Linked DNA regions of Homo sapiens: regions 1, 2, 3, 4, 5 and 6 are each linked to region 7. Evidence: chromatin contacts called from ENCODE Hi-C or POLR2A ChIA-PET data. All regions are on one chromosome and are shown on one strand. Each heading gives the region's core, a stretch centred on a gene start or an enhancer-like site at or near the end of the contact. The rest is flanking DNA. Distances are from core to core; before and after follow the strand shown.

The links. A loop is a pair of places that touch in the nucleus more often than their neighbours do. ChIA-PET counts read pairs that join two places held with the same protein, here RNA polymerase II (POLR2A). Pooled maps may share reads with other maps.
Region 1: a loop to region 7 is called in a map of natural killer cell, with 5 times the contacts of the local background. The contact joins two enhancer-like sites. A Hi-C loop is called at or near these places in 1 of 168 maps with a recorded cell type or tissue (natural killer cell), 2 of 37 single-sample maps with no recorded cell type and 10 of 50 pooled maps.
Region 2: a pooled map shows a loop between it and region 7 (11-fold over the local background). The contact joins two enhancer-like sites. A Hi-C loop is called at or near these places in 1 of 168 maps with a recorded cell type or tissue (naive thymus-derived CD4-positive, alpha-beta T cell), 8 of 37 single-sample maps with no recorded cell type and 13 of 50 pooled maps.
Region 3: a map of CD14-positive monocyte shows a loop between it and region 7 (4-fold over the local background). The contact joins two enhancer-like sites. A Hi-C loop is called at or near these places in 1 of 168 maps with a recorded cell type or tissue (CD14-positive monocyte), 1 of 37 single-sample maps with no recorded cell type and 6 of 50 pooled maps. POLR2A ChIA-PET finds 5 or more read pairs at or near these places in 1 of 52 experiments (T-cell).
Region 4: a pooled map shows a loop between it and region 7 (2.8-fold over the local background). The contact joins two enhancer-like sites. A Hi-C loop is called at or near these places in 4 of 50 pooled maps. POLR2A ChIA-PET finds 5 or more read pairs at or near these places in 2 of 52 experiments (PC-9 and activated T-cell).
Region 5: a loop to region 7 is called in a map with no recorded cell type, with 11 times the contacts of the local background. The contact joins two enhancer-like sites. A Hi-C loop is called at or near these places in 6 of 37 single-sample maps with no recorded cell type and 11 of 50 pooled maps. POLR2A ChIA-PET finds 5 or more read pairs at or near these places in 1 of 52 experiments (activated CD4-positive, alpha-beta T cell).
Region 6: a pooled map shows a loop between it and region 7 (2.8-fold over the local background). The contact joins two enhancer-like sites. A Hi-C loop is called at or near these places in 2 of 50 pooled maps. POLR2A ChIA-PET finds 5 or more read pairs at or near these places in 2 of 52 experiments (HepG2 and PC-3).

Annotation. Positions count from the first base shown.
Region 1 is chr11:35,075,445-35,079,474 of GRCh38, reverse strand. No RefSeq gene overlaps it. Among named protein-coding and RNA genes, the nearest start is that of CD44-DT, 61 kb to the left of the region's middle. RefSeq lists an enhancer at 1,332-1,381. Within about 2 kb of position 1,639, at least 12 of the 41 ENCODE cell types and tissues checked have a DNase peak (open chromatin) inside an H3K27ac peak, as active enhancers do; they include natural killer cell, where a contact is called at or near this core.
Region 2 is chr11:34,232,754-34,236,784 of GRCh38, reverse strand. All of the region lies in intron 1 of ABTB2 (ankyrin repeat and BTB domain containing 2), which reads left to right. Among named protein-coding and RNA genes, the nearest start is that of ABTB2, 120 kb to the left of the region's middle. RefSeq lists enhancers at 2,254-2,583, 2,260-2,784. Within about 2 kb of position 2,589, at least 13 of the 41 ENCODE cell types and tissues checked have a DNase peak (open chromatin) inside an H3K27ac peak, as active enhancers do.
Region 3 is chr11:35,034,499-35,038,451 of GRCh38, reverse strand. The region is part of intron 2 of LOC105376626 (a long non-coding RNA gene); the gene reads left to right. Among named protein-coding and RNA genes, the nearest start is that of MIR1343, 95 kb to the right of the region's middle. RefSeq lists an enhancer at 1,974-2,043. Within about 2 kb of position 2,416, at least 5 of the 41 ENCODE cell types and tissues checked have a DNase peak (open chromatin) inside an H3K27ac peak, as active enhancers do.
Region 4 is chr11:34,986,522-34,990,347 of GRCh38, reverse strand. All of the region lies in intron 9 of PDHX (pyruvate dehydrogenase complex component X), which reads right to left. Among named protein-coding and RNA genes, the nearest start is that of MIR1343, 47 kb to the right of the region's middle. Within about 2 kb of position 2,552, at least 4 of the 41 ENCODE cell types and tissues checked have a DNase peak (open chromatin) inside an H3K27ac peak, as active enhancers do.
Region 5 is chr11:35,005,672-35,009,709 of GRCh38, reverse strand. LOC105376626 (a long non-coding RNA gene) reads left to right here. Exons shown (of 4, transcript XR_001748180.2): 4 at 1-2,007. Among named protein-coding and RNA genes, the nearest start is that of MIR1343, 66 kb to the right of the region's middle. Within about 2 kb of position 2,754, at least 8 of the 41 ENCODE cell types and tissues checked have a DNase peak (open chromatin) inside an H3K27ac peak, as active enhancers do.
Region 6 is chr11:34,173,186-34,177,052 of GRCh38, reverse strand. ABTB2 (ankyrin repeat and BTB domain containing 2) reads left to right here. Exons shown (of 17, transcript NM_145804.3): 4 at 3,746-3,867. Among named protein-coding and RNA genes, the nearest start is that of NAT10, 69 kb to the right of the region's middle. RefSeq lists enhancers at 1,627-2,547, 2,548-3,470. Within about 2 kb of position 2,137, at least 7 of the 41 ENCODE cell types and tissues checked have a DNase peak (open chromatin) inside an H3K27ac peak, as active enhancers do.
Region 7 is chr11:34,648,735-34,652,335 of GRCh38, reverse strand. It overlaps EHF (ETS homologous factor), which reads right to left. Exons shown (of 9, transcript NM_012153.6): 4 at 3,255-3,317; 5 at 726-794; 6 at 531-599. Among named protein-coding and RNA genes, the nearest start is that of EHF, 29 kb to the right of the region's middle. RefSeq lists an enhancer at 1,443-1,692. Within about 2 kb of position 1,700, at least 10 of the 41 ENCODE cell types and tissues checked have a DNase peak (open chromatin) inside an H3K27ac peak, as active enhancers do; they include natural killer cell, where a contact is called at or near this core.

The DNA of each region.
Region 1 (4,030 bases), core at 390-2,889, 430 kb before region 7:
TTCAAGCCATGTTAGACATGGTGCCAAGACAAATACGAGGCTTCTCCTAGGTGCTTTCAGCCTCCTCCAGGCCATGTGTGGGAAAGTATGTCACTTGCCCAATGTTCTTAGGTTCCTAATACCTTTCTAAATGCTTCTATAGCCCGCCCCCAACAAGGCTTGACCCCAAGGAAGAGTGGAGGCAAGACCCTAATATTTGAAGGTCACACTCTGCCTCTATTTCTTTCTCATTCACAATCTCTCTTGGGCAGGAAGGACTGAACTTAACCTTTTGTCCCCTTCCTTTCTGGTAAGAACTTTCCCCATAAAATTTATTTTCTTTTGTTAAAATGGCACCCATTCTGCCTGCTTCCTTGAAGCCATGATAGTGTGTCAGATGTGCTCTCAGGGAAGTGGCCAAGAAGGCAGAATTAGGAAAGCAAGAGGTTTCTTGGGTGTGTTAGTTCTGGCTGCTGTAACAAAGTATCACAGACTGGGTGGCTGAAACAACAGAAGTTTATTTTTCACAGTTCTGGAGGTGGAAGTCTAAGATCAGGGTGCCAACATGGTTGGGTTATGGTCAGGGCCCTCTTCTGGGTTGCAGATTCCAACTTCTCATTGTATCCTCCCATGGTGGAAAGAGTGAGAGAGCTCTCTGGGGTTCTTTTTTATAAAGGCACTGATCCCATTCACGAGGGCTGTACACTCATGACCTAATTGTCACCCAAAGTCCCCACCTGCTCATACCATCACCTTGGAGGTTAGGATTTCCACATATGAATTTTAGGGGACACAATCATTGAATCAATTGCATTGGGAAATGAAGACAAAATGGGGAGGAAACAGGATTGGACTGCATGAGCCTCAGAGCTCAGTGCAGACCTGACAAAGTTTTGGCTCACTTCATGGGCATTTCGAAAACAAATATTGCTCATTTGAGGAGCCCCATGTTGAAAGAAATGGCCAAGCCATAGCAACCCCTCTGTGCTCAGCCCTTCTCTGGGGGCTGCCCAAGAAGAGGATGGCCTGAGCTTCAAAGATGAGACAATGCTAAGGTGCAAACAGCTGGGGGCTGCAAACTAACTGCACTCCTTGCAGCTGAACAGCAAGTTCTTTCTCAGAGGGAGATCCTCATGGGTGCCTCCAATACTGTCACAGTGGTGGAAAGGTCACTAGAGAATGATTGGTAGGGAAGAATAATGAAAATCCCATCAGTTTAATGTTTTGTAAGTGTTTTTTACATATTGCCCAAGCTTCTAAAGTCATCACTGAGCATAATCTTTGCCCACATCCTCTTCACTGCAGGTGAGGTTTATCCACTGTGACCACAGCATACAGCAAGTTACACAGATTTGACTTCTCTTGAACCTTTCCCAAGAACATCTTCACAGAATATAGTGCTGGGGTGATGCCTGAAAACTGTGAGCGTGGTTCTCACAGAGTCTTCTGCTTTTTATCTCAGAGATTTCCATGAAACCCAAAAATCTCCATTTTAATTTAATGTTTGGAACCAGGAAGTGCCCAGCAGTTAATCTAAACCTGTTTTTACCACGACAGCATTCTGTGTACTGCCCGGGAAATGTCAATGGTTTGTTGATACCAAATTAATGATGCATATCTCTAGCAAAGAAATCTCCAGTGAGTCAGAAACCAATCGTCAAACTGTCCGTCCACCAGGTTTCCTTCCTGTGAGTCACTTTAAGAAGGTTGACTTCTTCTTTCTCTGTTTCCAGCCTTTCTCTGGTTTAATCAATGAGAGTTAAAGCCATATGATAATTCTTGGAAGTATTGACAGATGTGACTGGTCCTCCCTCCTGGACAAGCCTTGAAATGGAAGTGATAGAGAGGAGATAAAAGGAGGTGGGAAAGGAAGTATGTAGACAGAGGGAGAAACAAAAAGGACCAGAGGTCTAGAAATTTCTTACTGCCCCAGAAGTTAAAACATTGTTTTGTTAATCATAATTTATCACAAAGGTGGCCAGTTTCCGGGGAATTGTGTTGCCAGACAAAATGCGGGACTCTCACTGAAATTAGAATTTCAAATAATAAATAATTTTAGTATAATTATGTCCAATGCAATATTTCAGACAAACTTACATTAAATTTTTTTCTTTGTGTATCTGAAATTCAAATTTAACTAGGTGTTCTGTATTTTTATTTGCTAAATCTGACAACCATATCTGGGAGATATTTTAATTTCCATTGCATTCCTTTTGTTGATGAGTGTGATGAGCTACTATATTGAACAGGAAGTAGAGAGGATAGCGCCATCCTCTTATTGTCTAGCAGAAAGATCCAGGTTATTTGGACTTAATAGTTCCTTACTCCCGGGGCAGTCTCTGCCTTCCCAGCCCCACTCAGCACTGAGCATTTCAAACTGACCATTGGCTGAAACCCATCAGCCAATCATTGAAACTGGACTTGCTGTCCTTGCTTTGGAATTGTCTATATCTATTATAAGGTGCGCTTGGATTTCACAAGCCTAATGAGCCTCATTCTTGCCTTAATCCTCCCCATGTTTGTCCAATCAATAGGAGAGATCTTTTGCTTTGGTTTCTGCCTACACCTGGGGTCTTGGACTCTAGACTATTCAGATACGGTCTTGACATCCTGCCTAAACCTTGCCATTTCCTTCTTTTCAGTGGTTTCCCTCAGTCCATGATAAACATATCACTTGGAAACACAATACTGCCTCCAAGCCTCACCATCTTCTAGGACAGAGGTTGCCAAACATTTTCTGCAAAGGGCTAGATAGAGTATATTTTTGGCTTTGCAAACCCTGCAGTATCTGTCACAACTCCTCAATTCTGTCATTGTAACATGTGAACAGACATGTGCTTCTGTACAGCATTATTTATCAACAAGTAAAGCTGTGACAGGTCACGGGCTATGTTTGGCCCAAAGGCCAAAGTTTGTTAACCTCTGTTCTAGAAGAGCCTGGGATCTTGCCTTTCTTGCCAAAAAGTTTCCACTTAGTTATAGATGCTGGCCTATTAGCTCAAGGAGCCACGTATTGTTTACTTAATGTGATGCTGATGGCCTCTCTATGACTCCATCAGAGACCAGTCCTATTTTACAGCCTTGGCACCCTCATCTTGGGCTTGGCAGTTCCAAGCTTTCTTCTCTTCCCTCTACCAGCTTCTGAGGTCCCTGCATGACTTGCTGATGAGCACACTCAATAAGCCAACTTCTACTTGTTTCCACACTATAGCTAGGATCCACTACCCCCTTTATTTCCACAAATGCTACCTTACTTTGAGACTTAGTTGCCAATGCTTTGGACTGACTCTGTCTCATCTTTGTACTTCTACCTGAGAAATCTTCAACTGCTCATCACTGCTGATATGATTTCCTTTGCATAATAAGTCCATGAAACTACCCACCAGTGCTGAGAATGGTTTGCCTTATAATAGCTATGGATTTAAAGAAAAACCCTTCTCTCTCAAATGATTAAAAATACCTTGCAGTAGGACAAAAAACCAAACAATGCATGTTCTCACTCATAGATGGGAATTGAACAATGAGAACACCTGGACACAGGAAGGAGAATATCACACACCAGGGCCTGTTGTGGGGTGGGGGGAGGGGGGAGGGATAGCATTAGGAGATATACCTGATGTAAATGATGAGTTAATGGGTGCAGCACATCAACATGGCACATGTATACATATGTAACAAACCTGCATGTTGTGCACATGTACCCTAGAACTTAAAGTATAATAAAAAAATATATATATATATATATATACTTTGCCGTAACCAGGCAAAGGCAGCTAGTACACGGCTATAGGGATACATGTAAAGCACTTTAGCATGAAGAAAAATCAACATTATGAATTGTATTAATGTTGTTCTTAAAAGTAATTCTATGACCTTAGAACAACATTGCAATGGTGTGAAAATGCAAAGCAGATTTTATAAACAACCAAATATGTGTATGAATACATCCATTTATTCACAAGGGCAGGACTTTGGAACCCAATGAATGAATTTCAAAAATAAAATTTTAAATTAGGAAAAAACAACAATTTTGAAACCAAGTCCACACAAA
Region 2 (4,031 bases), core at 1,340-3,839, 420 kb after region 7:
GAGCAGCTTTGCGGCTGATGCGATTTCGTTTATCTACCCTCCTCGGTTCTTTGTCTCTTTATCCTCCTGTCTCCCTCCTGGCCTGGCTAACAGGCCTGATGTATCGGCATCTCAATCACTTCTGCTTCCCCAGGAGATCAAGGCCTGGCCTTGGGCCCTGAGGCCTCCCGGAGTAAATCAGTGGATTGAGGGGAGGGGGTGCCGGGGAGGCATCAAAAGAGAATGGGGTCCTCTGGCTTCAAGCTACCTAAAATCTGCTGCTTAAAATGCTGCTGTTAGGGAAAACTGGCGGCACAGAGTCCTTCTCCAGCCCTAGAAATAACCTCTCTGAAACCTGTCGAGTGACCCACCCCAAATTAGAAAGAATTTTTTGTCTTAAAAGGCACATTAAAGAGAGTCCTGTGTTTTCTGCCCTGTGCCTTCTGGAGGTAGAAGACAAGTGTGAATTCTCTACCCTTCTACAACAAGAGCAAAGGAAGAAGAAAATTTCCATATTTTCTCAGCTATTTCAAAACACATTTTTTTACCTTTCATATGAAGTGACTGTTCCAAATGACCTCTTCTTTCCAGGGAAAAAACTCTATTTTAATACTTTTTCTCCCCTCCTCTTTCTCCAGCCCTGTCTCTTTTTTCTATTTTTAATCTCCCTCTGCCAACAAGAATATCCACGGACTTCCCACCTGGCCTTTACCCTTCTCTTCCTTGCAGGGGTGTACCCACCAGCCTGCACCCGATGTCCACGATGTCTGTCCACCCCAGAACCCAGCAGCATCTCTCCCCGTCTGGCGCTCAGCCTGCTTCTGAGTGTGGGCAGCAGGGAAGCTAGGCGCTGTGCTTGCCCAGACCACACAGCTGTCTCTGTTTAGGGCTTTGCTGCCTGAAAGTTTGTTTCAAGGAGGAACAGGCTCTGCTCTGCCTTCTCAGCTTGGTCTCCTTACCTGGGGCACAAAGAGTGTTCACTTAGCTAGCGCTGACCTCCTGCAGCTAATTAATGCCTCTAGCATGGATCAGAAAAAGCTCTGCAAAGTGCAATTAGCGATGGATCACTTGTTGCTACTTCATAGGAGTGGTGTCAGCAGTATTCATGGCTTGTGGCTTAAAAGCCAGAAGGAGATCCCCAATCAGGTCCTGGATGGCTCTGATAGGCAAATCCTCTTAGGAAGGTGGGATCACAGGCACCAATTCCTTTTGACCTCCCCCGCTCCCCTTCCTGTGGGGCTTATTGAACAGAGGCTAATTCATTCAGTATTGGAGATGTAGCAGTTTATTGTGGGGTTCAAGATCCTTGTCATCTCTGAGGATAACAGAGAGAGCCCTTTTATTGAACTCTTGCTATGTGTCAGGCATTGGGTTTAGTGCTTTATGCGATATGTTCATAACCACTACAGAGAAGAAACCATATCCGCTTTACAGATGAAGAAACTGAGGTCTAGAGGTTAAGTACTTACCCCGGGTCATGGTCAGATATTTGGCTGATGGCATTCATTTCTTTTCTAGAAATGTCTTGAGCATCTATGTGGCTGACATTTTTCAGGCAATCCCTGCTATGCAGAGCTTGCATTTTAGAGGGAGTAGGGGCACCAGATACTGAGCAAGTAAGCAAATTAATAAACACAATAATCTCGGCCGGGCACGGTGGCTCACGCCTGTAATCCCAGCACTTTGGGTGGCTAAGGCAGGCGGATCACAAGGTCAGGAGATCGAGACCATCCTGGCTAACACGGTGAAACCCCATCTCTACTAAAAATACAAAAAAAAAATTAGCCAGGCGCCGTGGCGGGCGCCTATAGTCCTAGCTACTTGGGAGGCTGAGGCAGGAGAATGGCGTGAACCCAGGAGGCAGAGCTTGCAGTGAGCCAAGATAGCGCCACTGCACTCCAGCCTGGGCGAAGGAGCGAGACTCTGTCTCAAAAATAAATAAATAAATAAATAAAATAAACACAATAATCTCTGTATAAGTGCTTCAGGGAAACTAAAAGGGCCCTCTTCTGTGGCAGAACTGGGATTCCCAGTCTCTGAGGTTAAGCAGGAGCAGGTAGCATTACCCTGTAAGCTGGGAGTCGCAATAGGCAATTAGTTACCTGACTGTCCCAGGGCTTGGCACTGCCTGGTAGCCCTGCCTTTTCATAAGGAAAAGATTCCGCACAAAGCACTTTACCTAGGTTTTGTGAGAGGCGGAGCCAGAGCTGGCATCCGAGGTGTTCTCACAATGCTGGACTTTGAGGCACAGGAGAGAATTGCATTTCTCCTCTGAGCAGTGGAACCAGCCCTGGTGCCTCCCTTGCCCAGCCTCACCCTGGGACCCTGGGTGTGAGTAGTTAGTCTTGTTATCAGTGAGAGTAACCCAGGAATCTCCCTGATGGGGAAATCCCAGGTAATTTACTGTGTCTCTGATATTCCGGTTACAGCCTCTGCTCTAGAAAGGCCAGGGAGGGGAGAATCTAAAAGTTCTCCATTTCTCGCTTGAGATGGCATCCCCCCATGCTTTCCTTAGGCCTCCTTGAGTAAGGTGTCTGCAAATAGCTTCTCAGCATGACTTCACCCGGAAGCTCATCTGAGTGACTCACAGCCTGCTTTAGGCACCTCCTCCAGGGAGACGCTCTTACCCTTGCCCCCACCCCAACAGGGGAGGGGAGGGGAGAAGGGAAACCCCCTAACTGAGCCACGGAGAAGGCCTTGCCAGAGCACTGTGGAAAATACCTGCAGCCCAGCTTGGCCCTGCTTCAGGTGCCCTGGGATGTATGGTTTCTCTAGTCTTCTGAGAGGGATCAAGCTGACAATTCAAATTTGAGGGAGCGATGACCCTGGAAACTGTGTAGGTCTTAAAAAGAAATATATATCCAAACACACTGACCTGAAAAGATGTCCACAAAATACAGGATTCAGCATTAGGTGAAAAATAATTTCATTATGTTCCTGTTTCTCAAATTCGGTTTGTGATTTTAAAAAATTGATAGGTTAGTACATGTATTTGTACATGTACTATTTGTACTAAAAGCCTATTTGAAGAAAAATTATAATATATTAATAATAGTTATCTCTGGGAGGTAGTATTAAAAGAAACTTTATTCATTATTCCTTTCTGATTTTTAAAAAATAATCATAATTACCTTTATAATAAAAAAAAAAAAGGTGGGCCAGGTACAGTGGTTCATGCCTATAATCCCAGCACTTTGCAAGGCCAAGGCAGATTGCTTGAGCCCAGGATTTCAAGACCAGCCTGAGCAACATGGTGAGACCTTGTCTCTACAAAACATTTTTAGAAACTTAGCTGGGTGTGGTGGTGTACCCCTGTGGTCCCAGCTAATTGGGAGGCTGAGGCAGGAGGATTGCTTGAGCCCAGGAGTTTAACGCTGCAGTGACCTGGGAGGCGGAGGCTGCAGTGAGCCAAGGTCACACCACTGCACTTCAGCCTGGGCAACAAGGAGGCTCTGTCTCAAAAAAAAAAAAAGCTGCAGTGAGCCATGATCATGCCATTTCCCTTCTGCCTGGGTAATAGAGCAAGACCCTGTCTCAAAAAGAAAGGGTTGTTTTTTTGTTTTGCTTTGTCTTCAAAAAAATAAAAAGAAAAATCCTCATGCACCAAGCCCAGGTGTCCTAATTGTGTCCTCATTATTAAATGCCTAACTTCCCGTGGTGGACTGTTAGCAGGAAGCGACTGGGATGGACTTAACATTCACTTAGCAAACAGCTACCTCCCTAGCCACTGGAGGACCAAACCACTATGACAGGGTGTCTCCCTTCAGTGGCTCCCAGCATGATGGAGGGGGTAGTATATGTTTTGCGGGGCATTTGGGGTTTTGGGGGGAGGTTAGGGGGTTTTTTGAGACAGAGTCTCCTTCTGTCACCCAGGCTGGAGTGCAGTGGTGTGATTATGGCTCACTGCAGCCCTGACCTCACAGGCTCAAGAGATCCTCCCACCTCAGCTTCCCAAGAAGCTGGGACCATTACGCCTGGCTAATTTTATTTATTATTATGTATTTTTTTTTAAGAGACAGAGTCCCACTATGTTGCCCAAACTGGTCTCAGTG
Region 3 (3,953 bases), core at 1,167-3,666, 390 kb before region 7:
GCATCTCAAGACATTTATCAGATAAAGAAGGAGCATTTTTTGCTGTTCAGTGAGATTCCAGGGCACTTAGTCAAATAGCACCATAAAAACAAAAGGTATTATGTACCATTATTTCCAACTTACGTTCACTACACGGGCAGGAAACTCAAAGACAAGACAAACTTTCTCTGAAGAAAGATTTTATTCATCACTCAATTAATATGATTTGTATAGTCCTGTAGACCTGACAATAAACAGTCACCAATGCCCACAATTCCTCCTATCTCCTTGAAGAGCATTGGTCATACAAGCACCTCTCCAACCTTTTTTTTTTTCCCTAAAACCAGTTACTTACGTACACCATTGAGACTTTCTAGGGTTCCATTTAGAAGAGTCCTGAGAAGGAGTAATTCATCTCACCCACATGGTATGATCTAGATTCTTTAAACACAAGCAACAGAAATCAACTCTAGATTAACTGAAGCAGGAAATAAATCTATTGGAAGAATTCAGAGAAGTTCACAGAATAGACAGGAAGGCAGGAGAGCGAGGCTTGGAAAAATGCAAGAGCTGAGCTGCTCTAGGGAGTTAGGGAATAGCAAACACGATCAAGATCGTGTGTTAAGAAGAACATGTCTAAAACATGTTGAGGATGCTGCCAGTGCCACAGCCATTATCTCCTGCTGCTGTCACCACCATTACTGATGTGCCACTATTGCTGCAATGATCCTATTTCCATGTATACCTGCAGCCTTGTGTCACATTGAAAAGATTCCAAGTCCTACATATCCAAGTATCTGATTGGCTAAGCACAGGTCACTAACCAACACTGCCAGAATTCAGGAGAAGAGACAAGTTTCCTCTTCCCAACTTCTATACCAGGAAATAGGGCACTGGGTTTTACCAACACAAAACACAATAGGGTAGGAAAATCTCCCCACATAGAAGGAGTAGAATGGTGGACAGCCAAAAATAGAAAGGGGAGGGAACATCCATCACATATTTCAGTTTTGTCCAAAAAAGTCAAACCTGTAGTTCATTCCTTAGACAACTGTATCCAAATCCTATTCCTTTTTGCTCAAAGGATCCAGTTTTGATCTGTAGAGTCTATCCTTCTCACATGATTTGGTTTTCTTTGGCAAATTCTGTCACATTAAATACATTGTTTGTGGTCACATCTATTTATTCCCTGATAAATAGGAATATGTGTCTATTTCTTCCAAGAAAGATTTGAGGTGGCTCACAAATTTTAATATTCTGAAAAATGAAAACAGATTGTAGCAATGGGAAATGCCCTTGTACTCTGTGTGATGGCTGCTTCTCAGTGTTTCTAGGATAGAGGAGCCCAACAAAGAGGATGGAAGTTGCCTGGGCTTTTGTATTCTCTTGGTGGTCAAAGGGGCGTGCTGTGCTGATGGGTAAGCCTTTAGGCAATGAGCTGTTGGGTTGGTTGGGTCTACAGATATTGGGAATAGCCAATGTGTGTTCAGGAGAAGCAAGAACTATGCTAGTAAAGGGGTCTACAGTCAAGCTAGGGGTTGGCAAGATGACTAAGGGGGAACCACAAATGGACAGGCTGGAGGAGGAACCCAAGCAGGCTGGCTGGTGGTTGATAAGTCATGGCTGAAACCAAAGAAACTAAAGGGTGAACTGAGGTCAGAGGACAAGGCTGGGATTTCACCTAGAATATACGACTTTTGCTGACAATCGCTTCTGCCAAGTGCTGCCTCTTAGAAAGGCAGCTGGAAGTCATCCTTCCAAGGCTTGACAGAACCCAGAACACCCAGAATGGCAGCTGTGAATCTTCCCTACGTATTCCTCTTTAACCAGAAAAAAACAATCAAATGCTGTTTTGAAATGGACCTTCCAGACATGGAAGTGTGATCAAAAGAGACCTGGCTTTTGTCTGAATCCAGTTTTCTTTTCTTTCTTTTTTTTCCTGTCTTTTTTTATTTCAGACATCAGTGTTACTTGTCAATAAATCCAGCTTTTCTATCAACTAGTTGTGTGACACTGGGCAAGTCAGATTTCTCACGGCCTCAATTTCCTTCTATAAAATGAGAAGGTTGGGCTAAATATTGCCTAAAGACTCTTTGAGCTTTAGAAATGACTAGACCACTTCTAGTTGCACACGTGTTCATGCACATACGCATGCAGACACAAACACATCAGGGTGATTCTAGAATTATCTCCAGGGAGAAAGTCACAGAACATGATTCTTGCTGTGCATCTCCTTTTCCCCTGAAGCTGGTTCTGGGAGACAGGAACTTCCTCAAAAACCACAGCTGTTGAAATGGCCCCAAGGGAGTTATACTTAATTCCTGTTTCCTCACATCCTGAATGTGAAGCCTAGAAGAACTGATAATGGGGTTAGTTCCGCCATATTGCAACCACCAACTGAAAGGGGGAAAACCATGCTACCCAGTGACTTACTCAGTAGTGGATAACTGTAGCCAGAAATAACAAGTCTGGCCAGTTCATAGCTCAAGAATGCATAGTGGCAGCCCAACAAGGATTTCCCTTTTTCCAAGACAAACCATGTCAGCTCTGATTAAACTCCTGATTATGGCTAAATCCCTCTCCTTTACTCATATTATTCTTCCCAAGATTGCGTTCCATCATCAGGTGTTGATTTGGGAAATCTTTGAAATTATTCAACCACTCTAAGTGACATGCAATTAGCAGCCTCTTCAATGAGTGATTTACTGCCTTTATGCACCAGGCACTGTGCAAATTGTCAGAGACCCCACAGTGAACAAGCCCTGTGGGACTTACAGTCTAATATGGTAGATGGAAAACATGCAAATGGGCACAAATGCATATATAAATACAATGAAGAGTATGAAAAAGGAAACCGGGTACTGGGTATGATGGAGAATAATGGGGTGAGGGCAGGTGGGAACTTACTTGCATTGGGTGATCCGAGAAAGTCTCTCCATGAAGGTGATGTTAAAGCTGAGATCTGAAGAATGATAAGGAGCCAGTTTTGTGACATGCAGGATGGGGTAGAAGTAGTATGTAGAATGTGTGTGTGTGTGTGTGTGTGTGTGTGCACGCACTCATGCACGCACACATGCACATTGAGGAGAAGGAGAAGAGACAGATTTTCTGCCACAGGGAAGAACAAGTTGGTAGAAAGCTCAACTGACTCCAGAGCTGAAAGAACTCCCATATGGGTTAAGCAAAAAGGAAGATACTATAAGATGAGACTGAGTTTGGCAGAGGCCAGATCACACAAAGCCTTTGTAAAAATCGGTATTTTCCCTACATTTTTAATAAATCTGATAGGAAAGTATTAAGGCATTTTAGATAGATAGAGGAATAACATAATCTTATTTCCATTTGCTGCTTGCTTTGTGGACAATTAAAAAAAAGAAATAAAAGTGGAAGCAAGAGGACAGGTAAGAGATTAGTGTAGTTCAGGCAAAAGTTAATGACGTCTCAGACTAGGTTAGTTATTCTCAGTTCCTAGGGGACACTTGGCAATGTCTGGAGATGTTTTGATGATCACAGATGCTACCAACATCAGCTAGGTAGAGGCCAGGGATACTGCTAAATATCCTAAAATACACACACCAAATAACTATCCAGCCCAAAGTGTCAACAGTGCCAAGGTCAAAAAACTCTGGACTCAGCGATGGCAGGAGAAATGGAAAGAAGCAATTGAATTCAAGATACACTGCGAGGCTGAAAGGACCAGGAATTCTGAATAGATTACATGCGAAAGTAAAGGAAACAAAGAACCTGAAGATGGCTTTCAGATTTCTGTCTAAAGTAACATCTCATAAGATTATATTGGAAGGATATATAAAACAATTTCTGTCTAGTAGATAGATTTTAGTTCTCAATCTACTGCTTATCAATTGTAGGTTGCAAGATACAAAACTATGTATTTATACCTCCATTTTCCCATCTATAAAATGGGGATGACAATGAATCTACTTCAAAGTATGTGATAAGTATCTATTATCCAA
Region 4 (3,826 bases), core at 1,303-3,802, 340 kb before region 7:
GATCTCCTGGCAATGTGGACTCAAAATCAAAGTACATGTTACCTGAAGCATCCAGCTGAAAGAATAAAAAATGACCACTAAATATTTCTACAATACATCGAATGCCTTGCTATTCATTAAAAAAATTTACTGGGTACTTATAAGGTAAACTATGCCTCTGCCTTTTAATACTGTTATAAGTAATGAAGAATTAAGAATAACACAGGATCCAAGGTGTGTCACTACATTACTTTATTCAAGGAATACCAACTTGAACTTGGCTGGGGTATGCCTACAGCCCCCACAGTGGCATCCTTGGGATTACAGAGGGTCAAGAAGTAAATGCGTAGTACAGATATTCTTAACTTGGGGTTCATGGATGAATCTGCAGAGAGCCACAAACTCTTGAAAAATTAATTTCAATGAAACAAGTTTTACTGAAATTTGTTTTAAAATAAATTCACCAAGCAACTACTGTATCCCAAGCACTCTTCTAGAATTAGATAAATGGCAATGGACAGTGAACATCAGACAGTAGGGAACACAGAAGGGTGAACAAATAAATAAACAAGGTAATTTCAAAGACTAATAAACCATATGAAGACAATAAAACAGGGTAATGAGATAAAGAGTGTTAGGAAACTATTTCAGCTACAGAAGCTGCAGAAGGCCTAAGAAATTAGCAACTGAACTGAGAAACCAATGATGAAAAAAAGCCAGCCAAGTGACGATCAGAGGGAAGTGTGTACTGGATAGTATGTCTCTTAGTGAGAATCCAGAGCTCAACCTGTCCATGATCCCACAGTCTTTTCAAAAAGACTACTCCTGCCTCACCAGGTAGAGAGCCTTGGTTTCTTTGCTGCAGGTTCTCTTATCCACTGCCTACTTGCTAAGACCACAACCTCACATTCCTCGGGGAATCTTCACTGCTTCTTTGGCAGAGTACTCTCCCGTTTGACTCAGGTCTCTTCTTTCTTAACCCTTTTTTTCTCCCAGTTGCATACAGTAGTCCCCCCTTATCTGCAGGGGATACTTCAAAGACCCACAGTAGGTGCCTGAAATGGCAGATAGTACTGAACTCTATACATGCAGTCATGTGCCGCATAAGGACACTTAAGACAAAGACATAAATATATGACAGTGGTCCCATAAGATTAAAATGGAGCTGAAAAATTCCTATCACACAAATACGTACCATTGTATCACTATTTCCTTATACTATTCAGTACAGTAATAGGCTGTACTGCAGGTTTGTACCATACAAAGCCTAGGCGTGTAGCAGGCTATCCCATCTAGGTTTGTGTAAGCACACTCTATGGTGTTCACACAATGACAAAATCGCCTAACCATGCATTTCTCAGAATGTATCCCTGCTGTGATGCATGACTGTACTATTTTTTCCTACTCATACACAATTATGATAAAGTTTAATTTAAAAATTAAGCATGGTAAGAGATTAACAATAACTAATAATAAAACAGAACAATTATAACTCTAAAAATCATGTGAATGTGGTCTCTCTCAAAATAGCTTGTACAGTACTCATCTATTTTCAACTGTGGTTGACCACGGGTAACTGAAACCACACAAAGTGAAACCTTGGATAAGAGAGAACTCCAATATTTCAAATTCCAAACCAAAAGATTGGTCTTACAGACACAGAAAACCAATGATTGTACTCCTTTTCTTCTACCTGGTGAATCAACTAATTATGGTGCATTTGGTATAACTGTTGAGTCCTTAGCTATTCTTCTTGTTAATTTCTGAAAATCCAGGAGCTGCTTCTCAAGTTTCTTTTTTTTTTTTTTTTGACAGAAAACATTACTGATTCTAGAAGGCTGATAACCTGACCTCTATAGTCATACAGTAGTTATGTAACTAGTATGTGGGAAGCAGCAAAGCTGAGTGGTTGGGAGGAGGCTCTAGTCTACAGTCTGATTGGGTTCAGATGCTGGCTACATCACTTAATAAGATTTGGGGCAAATTATTTAACCTCTCTTTTTTCCCATCAGTTGCTTCATCAACCATATCAAATTATTATCTTGTACTTGATAGGGTGGTTTTAAAGAGGATTAATATATATAAAAGGCTTACAGCAAAAACTGGTACAAAGTATGCCCGCTGCTATTATTGTTAGAGTTGTTAAAACATTAAGCAGTACAAATACTTCTAGAACTTGCATGTCTTTAAACAAGAGGATTACAAATACTATATTCATATATGAATTAGTTTTTTCTCTCTGGTCGGAGCAGATTTTACCCTGGAATTAAAATCATTCTAAATTTTATCTGTTTAAATACATAAACATTCTACTTTTTAAATAAGCCATAGTACAAAGCTTGATGTAGAAATACTGACGAGACTCAAACTGTATAAAATGGCACTACTATTCCATAAATGTAACATTTACTGTCTACCCTTTTTGGGGGATGCGGTAAAATATAACCACATTAAAGCACAGGACAGAAAATGCATTTATTACCAAAGGTGACTCACTACTATACGTGGACACTCAGGCAGATGCTGTTTTTTGCACAGTAAAGCTGAATTCAATATAATCTTGCTTAACTTGGAATTGAGTCAAAATCTATATTGGACGTGAAGAACACACACACACATACACACACACACACACACACTCAGGGTTTCTACTTGGTGCATACTTATTTTTAATGCCTATTCATCCACAGCAGCTAAATGAACATATCTCTATAGAGCCTATCTAAAATATTTAGTTTTTAAGCCACCGTTTAAACAATCCAACATTTAAGTTTTTAAGATAATCATGCTTACAAGATAAACCACTTCAACAAAAAACTAATTTTGCAGGAGCTCAGATCTCTCTCTCTTACACATACACACACACACATAAACTTTCTTTCTCTTTTGCTCTCTCTCTCTCCTGTAAACTACAGAACTATTATGTTAAATAGGCCATGCAAGGTGCCTGTTTCTCATGAGAGGCCTCAGTGTGCTTCAATGTCCCCTTATTTTTTCCGAGTACAACCAAAGGTGATTATATTCATCAGGTTGTTATGCTCTGTACCATGTGACACACTGGCCTGGCATGACAGACCTGCCCAGCAAGAGTACTTCATACAAGAAAGTACTACTTGAGGACCAAACCAAACCCTCCTTTCTGGTAACTTTGCGGGAGAAAAAGACAAAGGGGAGGTAAAGAAGTGAATGATTAGACAGGAAAAAAGAAAGGTAAACAGTAAAAGCAAGGAGAGAGGTGGTATAATAGAAAGCTCATTAAGCAGTGGCTCTAGAATCAAACTGCCTGGGTTAACTAGTCCTCATTGCCACTGCTTTCTAGCTGTATTGCCTTGGGCAAATTTATCAAAGTTGCTAAAACTGAATCTCCTCAATTTCATGGAGAAGTTAAGGTTCCAATTGTACTGGGTTAATAGGATTAAATGAAGCACTTAGCCCAGTGCCTGGCATAGCGTAAGAACAAGAGTGAAGAGAGCAGGGTGGGAAAGAGAAGCAGGTAGAATGAGAAGCTAACGGGCAGCCATAGCTCAGCAAACCCTGAGTCCCTGTTGGGGGTTACAGGAAATGCCCAAGGCCCGCCAGAGACCACTACACTCCAAAGTGGTATGACTGCCCTTCCCATTGCTGTGAGGCCCAACTGAGAGGCTGGTGAGACTGCGTTCTTACCTCTTAAACTTAGAGTCTTCAGGATGCAAGGAATAGAGAAAGCTAACATAACTACTTACGACTTATGTATTATAGCAGTAAATTTGGTAAATTGCTCAGAATCAAGGAAATCTTCCTATAATGGTTAATTTTTAAAATTTAATGTATATAAAAATAAGGAAATTCTAGCTCTACAATAAAGTTC
Region 5 (4,038 bases), core at 1,505-4,004, 360 kb before region 7:
CCTTAGTGTTTGTTTAATGGTAATTTTTTATTCAAGTTCTTCCTGGGTGTCCGCTTGCCCTTTAATTTTCTTTTTCACAGTGCTTTATATTCCTAGGAATACCTGAGTCACAAGTGGTCAGATTGCCAGCATTCAGCAATCCCAGGCAGGGGGCAGATTTTATTGCCTTTCTCTCTTCTCCTCCACGGGTTGCTCAACAGTGTTAACATTCTGATTTCTTTTAGGAGTGGAGCTCCAAGATAATCTCTTACCCTGCCCTTCTTACTCATTAACTTTAATTTCCAAAAAATGCCGCCGATACCATTCAAACACTAGTTCAGGAATTACCACGTGCTGGGCACTGTACTGGGTGCTGGAGATACTGAGAAGAAGAAACATGATCTGTTCTCAGGAAGCTCACAATATGGTGAATGTGATAATTAAGGTCATGATTAAACAAAGCAGGAAGTACTCCAAGAAAGGTGAGCAAGGCATTACAGGTATGCAGAGGATTGCTTGACCCAACCTGGAAGAATCCAGAAAAACTCATCCAAGGCTGGGCACAGTAGCTCATGCCTGTAATCCCAGCACTTTGGGAGGCTGAGGTGGGCGGATTGCCTGAGGTCAGGAGTTCAAGACCAGCCTGGCTAACATGGTGAAAACCCATCTCTACTAAAAATACCAAAAAATTAGCCAGTTATGTTGGCGTACGCCTGCAGTCTCAGCTACTCGGGAGGCTGAGGCAGGAGAATCGCTTGAACCCCCCGGGAGGTGGAGGTTGCACCGAGCCAAGATCATGCCATGCACTCCAGTCTGGGCAACAGAGGGAGACTCTGTCTCAAACAAAACCCATCCAAGAGCCAAGAAGAGGTTATGCTTGACCTGAACCTTAAAATACAAGTAGCTGTCATTTTGGGGGAGTCCAAACAATGGATGGGTTGATGTGGATACAGCAAAGGACATAATTAAAGAGTCATGGCCAGATCATGAAGGATTTTGTTCCTCGGGCTAAGAAATTTTAGCTTTACCTTAAAGTAGAGGAGCTACCAATTCCGAGCTACAGCGAGGAATCGTAATATAGCATTGTATCATGTATGAAAGGACAAAATTCATGCTACTTTCCTAAAAGTAAGATTCTGTGTCCCCGTTTGCTTCATCTAATATTGCTTCTTGGCCCCAGCAATAGCACACAGAGCACCGGAAAACTAGTTCAGGCTTATCACCAATTCCTGAAGCCAGTCTACCTCTCCAGGACACTTAGAGCCATGACCTTCTCCAAGCTCTCCAAGATCGCTGTGCTTGTTGCATATTCTGGTCTGCAGAAGGTGAAAGGGTACTAATCATCCTAGAAGCCTTCCTGGAACAGGATCTCTTTGCCTAGGGTCATAAAATGAGGGATCCAGATGGTACAGGGAAGTGTAAATGGCAGTTGGAGATGGGACAACAGTAAGTGCAGAGGCAGAGACACAGGTCAGCAGACCCCACATGTGACATGTCAAGTACAGGGAGTAGGGGAAGAGGTGGGAGACATGGTACAAGAAGTCAAAAGATCCACTGGTTCCCTGTATTCCATGAAAACGTTACTGTACAGAATATTACACATTTCCAAGTTGGAGACACTAAAATACAAAGGTACAAATTGTCTAAGCGCAGATATGAGGCAGTGGCAAATTAATAAAACAAATCACATGCCTGTTTCTAACCTGTTTACCATGGCCAAGAAGAGTCTGTGAAATCAAGTTAGACATTCTGTCTTTGAAATCATGCATTCACAGAACTTATGGAAGCTTTCAAGTGGAAATGTCTTTACTCTTTAAAAAAAAAAAAAAAGCTCAAGTAATGCCCTAATCATCTCTTATTATTGTTTGTATCTGCAGGATTTGGAAACTGCTCAGGAAAACAACTGGATTCCTAATAATCCCTGAACAATTCTTTTTTTTTTTCTTTTCCTGTGGACATTAGCCTTTTAATTTTTCCACAAGGAATTCTGGGCCAATTTAACTAATAAATAATAACAGAATTTTCTAAGTGCATGGTACTTTTGCTTTATCTGATTTCATGGCTTTCCTGTTCCATGACAACCCACTGTCTTTTCCCTCACATGTATGTTTTATGATGGTTTTTTCAGGCATTTGAAAAAGCTTTAACACTTTCACTCAAGCTAAGACACCTCAATTTTCATTAGTGACTTTATTGTCCAGGAGGTGTTACAGAGACTACCAAATAGTTTCAAAATTACTTGCTCAGTCACGATGCCCACAGTTGACTCTCAGCCTAGCAAAAGAGAAGAAAAGAAGTTCTTGTGTTTACTGTCCTGAACATACCCTTATGCTAGTATGCAATCTCCTCAGGTCCCCTCAATTAGGGTCACATTTCCGTTTTACAGTGATAATGCAAGAGACTCTGGGTACTGTTCAATGAATATAGGTTTAATGTAATATATGTATTTCTGCAAATATATATATATATATAAATGAGGATTTTGTAAGCACCATTTAAAATTACCTGAGGGGCATTTTCTAAGTAACTGTGAGTCTTTTTGTAAAGCAAAAGCCCTTTTAAAAAATAACATCATTCCTTATTTCATGTGTTCTAAGTTCAGGTTTTCATGGACTAATTTCAAAAAATGATGGAGGCCACCATTCTTTTTCATTTGTTGAGTAAGCTTTACACCAACACAAGAGGCCATCACGCTTTGCCCTTAAGCTTTACTTAACAACGATATTTGAGCATGTGGGCTACTGAGACAGAAAAGTTCCCCCATGAGTCAGCAGCCAGCCCCAGCAAAAGATTTCATGGTCCCAACTAACTAGCCCACAGCCTTTCATATTCAGTTCTGCTTTCTCAGTGGTCTCTAGGAGTCTAATTTCTGGTTAGGAACTGAGAAATTGGGTTGATTTCCACTTCCGTAGGATAGCAAGATATCCGCAGGATGTCAAGGGGGCTGGGCCAGTACCCCAAGTTAGCAGTAGTGAAAAAAGTGGCTGAGCCCCAGGATCTAGAGCACATGAACTCTTTCCCACCTCAAACCCCCATTCCACCCTCTACCCCATGAGGTCCCAAAGGAGATGAGCAGAGAACAAGACCTGGCAAAGAGAGGTTGTTAATGGAGCTCCGACCTCAAACCCTGATGTCTCACCTTAGACTCATTTCCAGGAGTGGGGCCCTGGGTTTCATATTTTAAAAAGCATGGCATATTGGCGTATGTCTCCCCCGACCCCCACCACCACTGCCATTGGAATGCCTAAGGCCAGTGGTGTGCTGAAGCTGGCTTGTACCAGCTCGTGAGAGCTGATTGTTAAACTTTTAAGAACTTTGCAAGCTGATTATTAAACACAGCTATTACTGAAAGCTAAATTATATAAGCTTAGGATTCAATAAATTATACCGGAAGCAAAGATAATAAATACCCAAAGCTCACCACTTCCTATTCATTTACTATTATCTATGTTCTTGAGGTTTTTACCTCTATTGTATCTTTAATGGTGGAAATACTATGTAATAATGGAGAGCTATGCATCTCTTCCTAATTCTACACTCAGTAACATTACATTGGAAGCTTGAAATCAGAGCATTTATACCACCGAAATCAGCAAATACTACAAATCAGGGATTGATTTATTGTGGATTGTCTCTAGACTTAAGAAAATAATAGAGAAAAATGTAAATAATGCAGATTAAACTTAAAAATGTCATGTTTGTAGTTGGTACACTATGAATAGCACAAAATTTGAGAAAATATTCCAGTATTTGAAAATTATCTGATTCAGTAGAGAAAGTACTCTCTTCATGGACAAACATGTAAACTTCTGTGTCACTGTTGTTTTAACTTTTATCTTATTCTTTTGTGTAAAGGAAAATGTCAACCAACATTTAGGTCAGTAACCTACTTATTCATCAACTGCAATCATAGTTTGGCTGCAAATAAAAGCGTTCTATAAAATCAGGTAAAGCATTCCGTGATAACATACAATAAGGAGTATTGTATGTTCTATAGTTCTTAGTAAGTCATATATTTTACTCCTTGTAAATCAGTAAAATTTATAACAGACTTATAAT
Region 6 (3,867 bases), core at 888-3,387, 480 kb after region 7:
GATGGTTGAAATAAAGGCTTTTCCTGCAATCAGAAGGACTGATATATAGAAGCATGTCTGTAAGCTTGCCTTCCAGCCCTGTAATATAAGAATTGTGAAATCTAAAAATATTTGGGGGGAATTGGGCATTTATGTTTAAGGGAACTCTTATAAACAGAGGGATAATTCATGAATAGATTGTTGTTTCTTCCTAGACTACACAAGATCCCCCCATAGAATCTCAGCTTCCTACTCTAATGAGTCAACACTAGGCTCTTGAAAATTATACACCATTCTTTTCTGGGCAGAAACATGACTTGGTCCATAACTGAAAACCTGGGTACACTATAGTAAGTTACTGATGTTCATCCATACTTTTTGTCACTCAGCAAAACTTTCTACTAATAATTTTGTTTGTTTGTTTGTTTTCTTGAGACACGGTCTCTCTTTGTCTCCCAGGCTGCAGGGGAGTGGTGCGATCATAGCTTACTGTAGCCTCCAGCTCTTGGGCTCAACCTGTCTTCCTGCCTCAGCCTCCCAAGTAGCTGGGACTACAGGCGTGTGCCAGCAGGCCTGGCTTCAGTGAACATTTATTGAGGACCTGCCATGTCAGGCCCCAGGCTGGTCATATTTCAGAGAATACAGAGATGAGGAAGTCATTGTTCCCGTGCTTAGAAGGAACAGTCTGGTTAGGAAGACAACATGCATTCATGGCTATTGCTGTAAAGGAAAGTTTTCAGTGATCTCAGAGCAGGAAGATATTTCTTTCTCTTTTTTTTTTTTTTTTTTTTTTTGAGACGGAGTCTCACTCTGTCACCCTGGCTGGAGTGCAGTGGCATGATCTCGGCTCATTGCGATCTCTGCCTCCCAGGTTTAAGCGATACTTATGCCTCAGCCTCCTGAGTAGCCGGAACTACAGGTGAGTACCACCACGCCCGGCTAACTTTTGTATTTTTAGTAGAGACGGGGTTTCACCATATTGGGCAGGCTGGTCTCGAACTCCTGACCTTGTGATCCACCTGCCTCAGCCTACCAAAGTGCTGGGATTACAGGCGTGAGCCACCGCACCCAGCCCCCCTTTTTTTTGGGGGGGTGGGGAGAGAGAATCTGGGAAGGCTTCTGAAGCAGGTGGCATTGGAATGGAGTCTTGAAGGATAAATAGGATCTAGACAAGCAGGGGTGAGAGCTGTTCGTTCTCATGCATAGATGGGAGCAGGCAGGGTGGGCCTGAGGTCCATGAGTGCTGGTGGTGTGTCCTGGTAACAGGGGTGAGTCACGGCAGGAGATAGGGTGAGGTGAGGTTCTGGGAGTCCTTGAGGGCCAGAGATAGTGAGGCTTTACTGGCCTGTGGCCCTCCCCTTCATACAGATTGGTATGCTCAGTGGACCAGTTAAGTGGTTCAAACCCAGGAATATTGGAAATGACAGAACCAGAACATCAGAATACCTTCCCAAAGGAAAGACCTTTAAGATCACTTCTGATTACAGAAAATCCCTAACTTATGATGGTGCAACTTACAATTTTTCAGCTTTACAGTGGTGTGAAAGCGATATGCATTTAGTAGAAACTACTTCGAGTACCCACACAACAATTCTGTTTCACTTTCATACAGTATTCAGTAAGTTACACTGATGTTCAACATTATTATAAAACAGGTTTTGGCTTATATAATCTTGCCTAACTGTAGGCTAATGTAGGTGTTCTGAGCATGTTTAAGGTAGGCTATTCAGTAGGTGAGGTGTATTCAATGCGTTTTCGCTTAGGATATTTTCAACTTACTATGGGTTTATTGGTATGTAACCCCATCCTAAGTCAAGGAGCATTTATATTTGTTTGCCACTTTTTAAAATAAAAGCATTCTTTGCCCTCAAGGAGAGAAGAAACTTTTAGAACTCTGGAGATGACCCGAGCTTTTGGAGACCTGAGATAGGGGTTCCGAGGGCAGCCCAGGCTGACTCCCTGGAGGTGGCTTACTTCCTAGCCAAGGAGAGAGAATGGACATCTTTTCCCTGGCGGGAGCACTTAGCTGCATGTCAAGGGGAGAGACCACAGTGACCGCACAGGCGGGACGCTCCAAGAGCCCCGAGGGAGTTGGGGTGGCTGGAGGCCTGGCCGCCTGCCCCTGGCTGCCTGCCCGCTCCCTGGCTTAATTTGTAAGGAAGGACAAGAGTGGCATCGGGAAGGGCTGGGAACAGGCAGGAGCCGGGAGGCTGACTTTTGGGCTGTCATCAGAGAGAACAGCATGAGTGAGGGACAGGGCTCCAGGGCTGCCTTGTTCCTGTGATGGAGCAGGGAAAGAGCTCCGTCCATTCTGGGCAGAGCAGGTGGGTGTCCCACGAAGTCATGAAGCCACAGGCTGCCATCCGGGCCCCTCGGTGGCGGGGAGGTCTGTTGGACGGCGAAGTGGTCTCCTGAGGGGGCTCCAACACGGAGCCTTGCCAGAGCTGGCAGAGGACAGAAACGCGTCCCCGCCCCCCAGCTGAATCTGAGCCGCTCGCCGAGGGCAGGGGCGGGCGCGGCCTGAGCCGCAGTCAGGGCCCAGCACAGGCTGTGCACATGGCGTCCCCTGGTGGCACAGAGCGGGCCTCATGAGCGGCGCCCCGGGAGTTTGCAGCTCTAAGCCTGCCGCCGCCTTTCCCTGCTTTTGTGGGCTCTTAGTGATACTCGGACCCGCTAGGACCATTCCTCCCTGTGGGACTTGAAGCCGCTACTCTTTTTCTTTCTTTTTTTTTTTTTTTTTTTTTTTTTTGAGACGGAGTCTCGCCCTGTCGCCCAGGCTGGAGGGCAGTGGCGCGATCTCAGCTCACTGCAAGCTCCGCCTCCCGGGTTCACGCCATTCTCCTGCCTCAGCCTCCAGAGTAGCTGGGACTACAGGCGCCCGCCACCAAGCCCGGCTTATTTTTTGTATTTTTTAACAGAGACTGTGTTAGCCGGGATGATCTCGATCTCCTGACCTCGTGATCCACCCACCTTGGCCGCCCAAAGTGCTGAGGTTACAGGCGTGAGCCACCGAGCCCGGCCGAGGCCACTACTCTTTTCTGAGCACCAAACTGGGGGCAACCTGGCCTGGCACACGAAGTGGTGTCAGCCCACCTCAGTCTAGGTGCCAGATGAGGAAGGAGTGGTCATTAATGTTGTACAACAGCCTAATATGCATCATCCCATTTGGCCTCATGACAGCCTCCATAAGGAGGTATCACACGTGTGCTACAGATGGAGAACCAGACTCGAGTGTGCTTGTCGGAGGGGATGGTGACCTGACCCTGCTGGTGGCAGCCCTGGGTTTGGACCTGGGTCTGTGAGACTCTTAGCTGTGCAGCCTCTCCCCTCTGCATAGAAGAACACTTGGCGACCCTGACTGAACTCTTTGGAGGGGGAAAGGTCCCCAATTCCACACACTGGGGAACTGCTCCTTCCCTGGGCCACCTGAGGGCCCTCAGGTTCTGCTAATGGCCCATGATGGAAATTCCTTCTGTGCATTGCAGGTAGTCGGGGTCTCTGTGAGCAGAAAGAGCAGGTCCCTTGCAAGGGGTGATCAGCCTTGGTTGCCACTTGTGAGCATGTGTGTGCTTAAGGGGTCCCCTGCTGCCCTTCAGGGAGCACTCTCTCTAGGCCTGACCCTCTGCTGCCCAGCAGGGAGCCCCCCACCCTAGGACTGACCCTCTCTCTGCTGCCCCACAAGAAGCACCCTCCCAGGCCTGACCCTCTCTCTGCTGCCCTGCAGGGACCCCACCCCAGGCCTGACCCTCTCTCTGCTGCCCCACAGGCCCTTCATGCTGCTGCCGCCCCTCATGGAGTGGATGCGCGTGGCCATCACCTACGCAGAGCACCGCCGCAGCCTCACCGTGGACAGCGGCGACATCCGGCAGGCAGCCCGGCTGCTGCTGC
Region 7 (3,601 bases), core at 451-2,950:
GAGCACTGATGAGTCATCGGAATTAGACTTAAAAACTGACAAAATAGTGTAACTGTGGGGATTCTGGAAGTTTCCAATGGCTACCCCTTCACCCAGAAACTATCACTACAGGTTCACGGACCTTTGAATTTTACTATGAGGTATTCTTTCTCTAAAGCCAAATGTAGTTTGTTGAAAATTAAATATAGCCTTATTTCCCATAAGTATACCCAAATATGAATAATTTTAGCAGCTATATTGCAAGAGTAAGTTTTCATTGAAAATAAAGAAAAGCCTAAACAACTTTTATTGTCACAACAGAGTGACTAGTTTCGTAGGAGACCAACATTTTGCCTAGAGGATCCCTACGGGTCATCTTCGATGTACAAATATTGCCTCAAAAGCAAACCTCGTCTAATGGTAACCCCATCCCTTTCCTAGCCCTTTAATTAGAAAGACTCCAGAAAGGCAGAAATGTAGAGTGTTGGTAATTCCCACTGATTCTCCCTAAGCATTAGGCATACCCAGCCTCAGATGTGATGACAGCTTACCAACAGGAAGGTGACTGGTGGTTGTCATGGAGATCTGAGCCCGGCAGAAAGTTTTGCTGTCCAACAAATCTGTGGCCATGAAAAGATAAAGGACATTTAGAGCACCCCCTCCCCCCACCTCACAATAGAACACTGTGGCTCTTAGACAAACTGAATAAGAATGTAAAGGGCCTTAAGTGTCAGGGAGTTAGTTACCTACTGTGCTACCATAGTTGGTGTCATATAAATAGTTCTCGTCTTTCCAGGTGTTCATGATGGAAGGCTCTACAAAAAATAGAGAAGGAGAATAGTCAGCGATCTCTTTTCCCCAGGGAGAAGAGGCTGCGTTTTCTAATTCATTGTTCATCAACAAAGTATGGGGGGTGAGGAGTGGTCCTCAGAGACAAGGGATATGATTCTGCTTCAGCTGCGTTACTTTATAATAATGTTGTCTAATTTTCCTTTCAGCATCCTCGGGGAAATGGCCTCATCCATGTGTTCTGTACCTATTGCATTTTTAGGGAAGTGAGAGAAGTTGCAAGAATGGGAACCTGTCCTAGACCAAGTGGTTCCTGGGAATTTTCCTAACCTGGCTTGGCTTTGTTCTGCATTCTACTGCATAATCACCAGAATATTTTTACCCTAGAGTGTGGTGGGGGGGAAGGCCTTGTTAGGGATTAATTTATTTAAATGTATAATAAATAATTAATGAGGCCTTGGGGGGTTAATGATATTTCTTTCAGGAAGAGTCTTGTCAATCTTATCACAGTTTCTTCCTTGCTGAAATCCAGAGATTTGTCATCCAAGTTGGGTGACAGCCCCCTCCCTCTAGGATTTTTCCAATTAGCTTAAAGGATGACATAAAATTCTCAAAACAAAACCAAGGAGAAGGGGTGGACTGTGTTACTAAATCAAACAAACACCTTTTAAGAGTGAAGCCCCACTGCCCCATCGCAGAAAAGAAGTGCTCTTGTACTCTGTCTCTCTTTCTCTTTCTTCTGTGTGCTGCGGTAAACACCTCTCACTTTGACTGACTCTTCAGATTTCAGATTCAAAGGGAACTCCCCTCCACCTACCCCAAATGGAGCTCAACTCCTACGCAACCCCCAGATCTGGGCTGGTCTCCAACAGAAGCATTTTGTTTCTTGGCTAGCCAAAAGCTGTAAGATCTCTCACCTCGTCCTCACCAGAAACTTCCTGCTTTCTCCTCACCGCAGACCTAGGTTACCCTCAGCTCCCCTCCTTGCTGGGTTCTGAGTTTTAGGGCCGGGGTGTAAGCCACTGACTGAGTTTCATTTTGTTTTTATAGCACAAATGATACAAAACCTGACTTACTGGCTAAGTCCTCGTGTTTACGACATAGGGATTTAGCCGGTATTTTAGCTAATAGCTACATGTTTGGACACCCCAAGCCCAATCTCTTGGGGTTACACCCTCTCTCCTTGTTGGGTCACCTTGTACACCTGTTGTTGTCTCTGAAAACAAACTGAACCAAAGAGGTATGGGGGTGTTGGCCCCTCTATGAGCTTCTTCTCCCCTCCTCCTAGGGTGGACCTTCTTCTCCACCCTTCCACTCAGCTTTTCTGAACTGGCAACACAAGAATGTCTGGATGGTCAAGAAGGAATTATCAAGTTATTTGGGACCTCTCCAGTATTACCCTGGCTCCTTCGGTGGGGCTATCTGACAGGTCAAGCAGGGGAGGGGGTGCCATCCTCCTGACCAAGTCCTGCATCCATCTCTAGGGCAAGGCCAGGCCTGTAAAGCACAGAACATCCAGATGGCCCATCCCCTGGCCTCTGAAGAGAAAGGCAGGGCTAGCAAAGCCTAATTTGCATGCTTAGCAGCTATTGCTTTTTTCTTTAATAATGGTAGGCCAGCCCACTTATGAAAGGGTAAATAACTGCATGGGCCAATTTTGGCCCCAAGTGACTCACAAATCACCTGCAGGTCAAATTCTGTCCTTGGTGACTGGGACACATCCTCAGGGAGGTCTATGGAAAGCTTGGTTGGCCCACGTGGCTCCCAGGCTCCCAGGCATGAACATGGGGAGTGACTTAGGAGCAATAGTTGCTGCACAGTTTTATGATGGCTCATGGACTTTGGAGGACAGTCTCCAGGAGAGAGATTTAGGACAGGGGAAAGGAAACGAAAATGAATGTAGATGCTATGGGACTGTAGACTCTGCTCAGAGCCCAGCATTTTGTCCTTCATATAAAAACACACCTAAGGCAGGAGCTGGGTTGCAGGTACCTTTGTACATCTCTGCAGAAGCTCCCCAGGGCCCCTAAAAATTTGTTAACTACAATACCAAGTTAGTATATTCACCCTTTTTGTGAAACACACACCCATCAAGGGAGGAGGGAGAGAAGAGGAGACATTGCCCCTTCCTCTTCTCTTTCCAAACTTGGCCACTCCCCTGACACTTTTTAAGGTGGGGAGGCCCACCATATATTCTGCTTTTCCTTGGCTGCTGGCCTGAGGTCTGGATGATGCCACAACCAGGAGTAGGAGGCAGAGAAGTGTGGCTCCCCATAAGTCTATAAATTGGAAATAGGTGGCAGTCACTGGTCGCAAGGGCAAGAATGAGATTCATGGTGGGGGTGGCCCATCAGAGACAGCCAGGGAAAAGGCCTCCCTGTGTTTCCTGCAAAAACTTGCCCCCACATTCTCTCTTGCCCTCTCCCAACTGTCCTCCCCGGAGCTTTGCCAGGCTAGGTTGGCTCCCTTTGTCCACTACTACTCACCAGTTTGTTCAGTCTTGACAATGACATTGTGTGTGGACTGGAACAGGTCACTACTGCACTGGCCTGTGAAGGACAGATTGGGATAGTCAGAGAGGGCCCAGATGGAGCCAGAACTGGATGCTTAAATAAGGACAGAACTGGCATCTTTGCAGAGCTTCTGCCATCCTACTGCCTGGTCACCTATGTTTGTTTATGGGAGGTGGTTTCTCTGTCAGCCTCTACAAACTCAAGCCTGCAGTCTCTGACCCCAGAAAATTGGGAATCTAAGGCACTACCTTAGAAGCAATTATTTGATGTGGTATAGTAAAGGCATTCAGTATGGTGGAAATAGAACTTCAGAAGCCCAG